2 separate regions of the Homo sapiens genome follow, and region 1 is linked to region 2. A link is an interaction called in ENCODE POLR2A ChIA-PET data of the cell type or tissue named here. Cell type or tissue: OCI-LY7. All regions are shown on one strand. Each heading gives the region's core, and the rest is flanking DNA. Links, peaks and the distances in the headings are about the cores only. Region 1 has its middle 13 kb from the start of PHETA1. Region 2 overlaps ATXN2 (ataxin 2).

What was found. Peaks named below come from ENCODE experiments on the same cell type or tissue, not always from the same donor. Only the 100,000 strongest peaks of a DNase experiment are listed, where the experiment ranks them.
Region 1: POLR2A ChIA-PET joins it to region 2 with 6 read pairs; 2 of 35 experiments call an interaction of 5 or more read pairs at or near these places.

What each region holds. Positions count from the first base shown.
Region 1 is chr12:111,354,191-111,357,109 of GRCh38, forward strand. No RefSeq gene overlaps it. Among named protein-coding and RNA genes, the nearest start is that of PHETA1, 13 kb to the right of the region's middle. In OCI-LY7, for the core only: no CTCF peak of the experiment used is centred there; a DNase peak (open chromatin) is centred at 1,181.
Region 2 is chr12:111,553,526-111,556,444 of GRCh38, forward strand. It overlaps ATXN2 (ataxin 2), which reads right to left. Exons shown (of 25, transcript NM_001372574.1): 2 at 2,358-2,394; 3 at 633-692. Among named protein-coding and RNA genes, the nearest start is that of ATXN2, 44 kb to the right of the region's middle. In OCI-LY7, for the core only: no CTCF peak of the experiment used is centred there; no DNase peak of the experiment used is centred there.

The DNA of each region.
Region 1 (2,919 bases), core at 213-2,712, 200 kb before region 2:
ATGGTGACTCCTCCCTCCAGGTCTGTTTCCCTGCCTGCACACAATGAGAGGGAGAAACAGTTAAGCTCTTTGCTGATCTGTGACCTTCTCCAGCCTCCTAGGGTATAGCTGTGAAAGTACAGGCTTTGAACTTAGCCTGGCCTGGGTTTGAATCTCCACTATCAGGTAATTCTAGAGCCCTTCCATGAAGCTTAGTTTCCTTAACTGGAAAATGGATTTGATCATCATAGCATCACTTTTACTAGTTGTCTATTACTGCATAAAAAACTATGCCAAGATTGAGTGGCTTAAAACAATAAGCATTTATCTGTCATAATCTCCATGAGTCGGGAATTTGGGGATTGTATAACTGGATGATTCTGGCTGGTAGGTCTTTCAGGAGGTTACAGTTGAGCCATCACCCAGGGCTGCAGTCATCTGAAGGCTGTTCTGAGACTAAAGGGTCTGCTTCCAAGATGGCACACTTCTATGGCCCACAAGTTGGTGCTGGCTGTGGGCTTTAGTTCTCCAGGTAGGACTCTTCACAGGGCTGCTTGAGCATCCTCACAACATGGTGGCTGACTTTCCCCGGAGTAGTCACAGCGGAGGATGTAGTGTCTTCTGTGACCTCGATTTGGAAGCCCCATTGTTGCATCCAGTGCAATCTATTGGCCACATGCGCCCACCATAACTCAGTGTGGGAAAGAACCATACCAGGATGTGAATACCAGGAAGCAGGGTCACCTGGGGCCCATCTTAGAGGCTGCCACCACACTACCTTATCATTTCTTCAGCTGTGGCCCTAGAATCCCTTGCACCCTACTCAAAATGCAGTTTCCTGGGCCCTGCCCAAACCTACTGAGCCAGGGCCCAGGAATCTGCATTTTTAAGAAGCACTCCAGGTGATTTGGACACAAACTAAGGGTTAAGCCCCACTGACTGTCATAGGTCTCAGAGAGACTTGTCATCCAGTTGGTTTTCTTCAGCCCCCTGGGTGTGCCAGCCCCTAGGATGGACACTGGCAAACAAGAGAATGACAGAATAGGAGCACAGAACAGATACTCACTGGGTGTCTTACAGTCTAGAACTGTTGGATTGAAAGAAATTATAACCCACTTAACTATGCAAATATTTATTGGGAGGATCCAGGGGAGATCTTCGAAAACCCAAAAACAGGAAGTTTAGCCAGGCTTCAATAGGTGTCGCACAGGCTATTTTGATCTTAGTTCTCTCTAAGGCCTGGCTGTTTCTCTCCCTGCCATCATGTCCCAGAAGGGTCGCTCAACCATCAGCTCTTAAGTTTAGCACTACGGATACCAAACTTAGTTCCCAGGACCCTGATTGGCTCAGCTTGTGTCTGACCAACTCTCATCCGATCAGCTGTAGGCAAGGAGGGAAGACTCAGGGGAGCTGAGAGAGGGATGGAAGCAAAGATTGGCTTCTCTGTGCCAGGCCCCAGGGAGGGACAGAGGGGAGGCCCCTTTCTTAAGGAGCTGCAGCCTAGAGGGCCTGGGTGCCCTGCCCTGGGATTTCTCAGCATCACAACTAGAGAAGCAATGACAGCTGTGCCCCTGGACCATGAAGAGAGGGTAGCAACCATGGCCCCGGCCCTCGGCTGCTCTCAGCTCCAGGCACAGGGGAACCGCAAAGGCAGCTGGCCCCTGTGTCAGGAGCAGGAAATCCTCTTGGAAAAAACAAATCTATGGGCCCGCCTTTATTTTTGTTATTATTATTGTGGTAAAATATACATAATACACATAAAGTTTGTTTTGTTTTGTTTTGTTTCGTTTTGTTTTTTGAGACGGGTCACTCTGTCACCCAGGCTGGGGTACAGTGTTGTGATCTCAGCTCACTGCAACCTCCACCTCCCAGGCTCAAGCAATCCTCCCACCTCAGCCTCCTGAGTAGCTGGGACTACAAGCATACACCACTATGCCTGGCTAATCTTTGTGTTTTTTGTAGAGACGGGGTTTTGCCATGTTGCCCGGGCTGGTCTCAAGCTCCTGGGCTCAAGCAATCTGCCCACCTCGGCCTCCCAAAGTGCTGGGATTACAGGCATGAGCCACCACGCCCGGCCATAACTTTGCCATCTTAAGCATTTTTGAGTGTACAGTTCAATGGTGTCAAGAACATTTATAACAATGAAGCCATCATCACCCTCCATCTCCAGAACTCTTTTCATCTTGCAAAACTAAACTCTGTCCTCATTCATCACTAACTCCCCATTTTGCCTCCCCTGAGCCCCTGCCACCCACTTTTCTACTTTTTGTCTCTGAATTTGGCTACTTTTAGTATTAGGTCGGTGCAAAATCAATTGTGGCTTTTGTCATTAATTGCAAAACTGCAATTACTTTTGCATCAAAATAATACCTCCTACAAGTGGAATTATATAGTATTTGTTTGATGGCTGGCTTATTTCATTTAGCCTAATATCTTCAGGGTTCATCCATGTTGTAGCATGTGTCAGAATTTCCTTCCCTTAAGGCTGAAAAATATTCCATTGCCTGGATAGACCACAGTTTCTTTATCCACTCATCCACTGATGGACACTTGGGATGGACACATGAGTAATGCTGCTATGAACATGGGTATGCAAATGTCTCTTCAAGACCCTGCTTTTGCCGGGTGTGGTGGCTCACGCCTGTAATCCCAGCACTTTGGGAGGCCAAGGCAGGTGGACCACCTGAGGTCAGGAGTTCGAGACCAGCCTGGCCAACATGGTGAAACCCCATCTCTACTAAAAATATAAAAATTAGCCGGGCATAGTGGTGCATGCCTGTAATCCCAGCTACTTGGGAGGCTGAGGCAGGAGAATTGCTTGAACCCAGGAGGCAGAGGTTGCAGTGAGCCGTGATCATGCCACTGCACTCCAGCCCAGGTGACAGAGAGAAACTCCATCTCAAAAAAACAAAAAACAAAAAACTCTGCTTTCAGTTCTTT
Region 2 (2,919 bases), core at 106-2,605:
ACGTCCGTACATCTTTGGTTCAGACGCAACCATGCCTCTTTTTTCTCAAAAAAAAAAAAAAAAAAAAAAAAAAAAAAAATTTTTTTTTTTGAGAAGGGGTCTGTCTGGCACTGTTGACCAGGCTGAGTGCAGGGGCATTATCTCAGCTCAGTGAAACCTCCACCTCCCAGGCTCAAACAATCCTCCCACGTCAGCCTCCCAAGTCACTAGGACTACAGGCACGTACCACCACGTTCGGCTAGTTTTTTTACTTTTTGTAGAGACGGAGTTCTGCCATGTTGCCCAGGCTGGTCTTAAACTTGTGAGCTCAAGCCATCTGCCCACCTCAAACTCCCAAAGTGCTGGGATTACAGGCGTGAGTCACTGTGCCTGGCCTTTTTAACAAATATTTTTGATCCAAGGTTGGCTGAATCCATGAATATGGAACCCACAGATGCAGAGGACCAACTGTACTTTTACAATGAATTATATTAGACTGGATAAAAGGAGTTCTAATCTATTTCTCTAAATCATCCTGACTAAACATGATCTAAGCAATGTTACTTTGACAATCATTTATCCACATTTTAACTTCATGGAATTACTTTATTCTACCCCCAAGGCAGTTTATCCCCAATAATCTAATAACTTACAACAACTGATGTAAGTATATGAACCATCCTCATATTTGCATAGATTCCATCAAAAGAAATCTGGAATATTAAAAAAAAAAAAAACTATTAGAAATTAGTACAAACTGAATCTTCCTCATCTAAAATGCTTGGGACCAGAAGTATTTTAGACTGCGGATTTTTTTCGGATTTGGGGATATTTGCATTATACTTAGTGCTTGAACATCCCTAATTCAAAATATGAAATTTTGGAGCATTTCCGATTAGGGATGCTCAGCCTGTATTTACATTTGCATATAAAGCTAACGTTTATTATTTGTTGCAAAATGTTTAGTTAGGTTTATGATATCTTACATGTATTAAGGGAAGATTTTGTTTATTTAATATTTTGCTTCCATAGAGAACAGAAGGAACAGAAGGTCAGGTTTTCAAGTGTTATCAGTCAAACCAACTAATGGTGTTTTGACTAAACATGACATAAAAAAGCAAGAGTAAACTTCCATAGAGGAGGAAGGACACAAACCGTAAGGATGGAAGACAAATCAATGGTTGGAGAGAGAGGAGGGTTCACTGAAAAGTGATTTGAGGGATTTTGGTGGGCAATGAAACTGTTCTATTAACTTGATTGTGGTGGTAGTTACACTGATTGTATGCAATTGTTAAAACTCACAGAAATGTACCCTAAGAAGGGTGAAGTATAAATAAATGGGGTAGGAAGCCAGGTCATACCTTCATAGAAGAACCCTGACTAGGTTCTCCCAGCATATCAGCATCAGTGACAGTGCTTAAGTCTGATCAACCACACTACTCCATATTACTACCATATACGTGTATATCTTCCTGATTCTTGTAAAACAATCTAATAAAGGCAAAGTCTCAAAAATTTGTGATAGCTTCTCATTTATTTCTTCCATCATGTGGGACTTATAGTTTCTGCCCTTCATGTCCGGTTCAATTTCATTGATAACATTCCAAAATTTAAGACCAGAAAGCCAAAGGAGAAAAATGAAAGCAGCAGAAAAAAAGCACATTAATTCAAAATAAAAAGCATAAAGAACTCTGCAGACTCCACTCTTGGTGTTCTACGTATCTTTTGGAGGTTTTTCACTTAGATTTGCACTTAGTCATTTAGAAAAGAACAAGCGACTTGTTCTTGTTATTACACGTGACAAAAATACTATTTACAAATGATATGGTTTGGTTCTGTGTCCCCACCCAAATCTTATCTTTAATTATAATAATTCTCGTGTGTCAAGGGCAAGACCAGGTGGAGATAACTGAATCATGGGGGCAGTTTCCCCTACGCTGCTCTCATGATAGTGAGTGAGTTCTCAGGAGATCTGATGGTTTTATAAGGGGCTTTCCCTGCTTTGCTCAGCACTTCTCTCTCCTGTCGCTATGTGAAGAAGGATGTGTTTGCTTCCCCTTCCACCATGATTGTAAGTTTCCTGAGGCCTCCCCAGCAATGCAGAGCATGAGTCAATTAAACCTCTTTCCTTTATAAATTACCCAGTCTTAGGTATATCTTTATTAGCAGTGTAAGAATGGACTAATACAACAAGTAATTGTACATTTTATACAGAGTCATTAAAAAAACACATATAGGCTAATAACATACTTAAACAGTCAAGTTATCTATGACAAAATTCAAAAGAAGGGAATCTTTTGCCTTGGCATTTGGTCTGTGGTTAGAGATCATGTTTTAGCTACTAATTTTCCCCAATAAGTAACATTAAAGTTACTCACCGTAGACTGAGGCAGTCCTTTGTTACTGTTTCGACCTCTGAAAAGATTAAATATTATTTTTATTAAATTCAACAGGCTAAATAAGCTGAAAAATATTTCCAAACTTAAAATATAATTCCATTCAAATAAAGGAGAGGCTATCTGTGGGGAGAGCTCACCTAATATTAAGTCTAAAGGCTACCTAAGGATGGCTCTACCTATGCACTGCTTGCCTGGAGACCCACAACAGGTAGGGGTCATAGAAGGAAGCAAACTAGAAATAATCAAACTTCATCAAAATCAAATAAATAAAGTAAAATAGCCTACTGGAAGAAAAAAACTAATGCTAAACGTAAATTAATAATAATTATAGCCAGGCATGTGGCATGCACCTCTAGTCCTAGCTACTCAGGAGGCTGAGGCAGGATCACCAGAGTCCAGGAGTCTGAGGCTGCAGTAGGCTACGATCATTCCACTGCAGTCTAGCCTGGGCGACAAAGCAAGACTCTGTCTCTAAATAATAATCTTTACTCCCAAAGTAACCAATCACTGTTATAAAGAGCTATTCAGAAGCAAAACACGG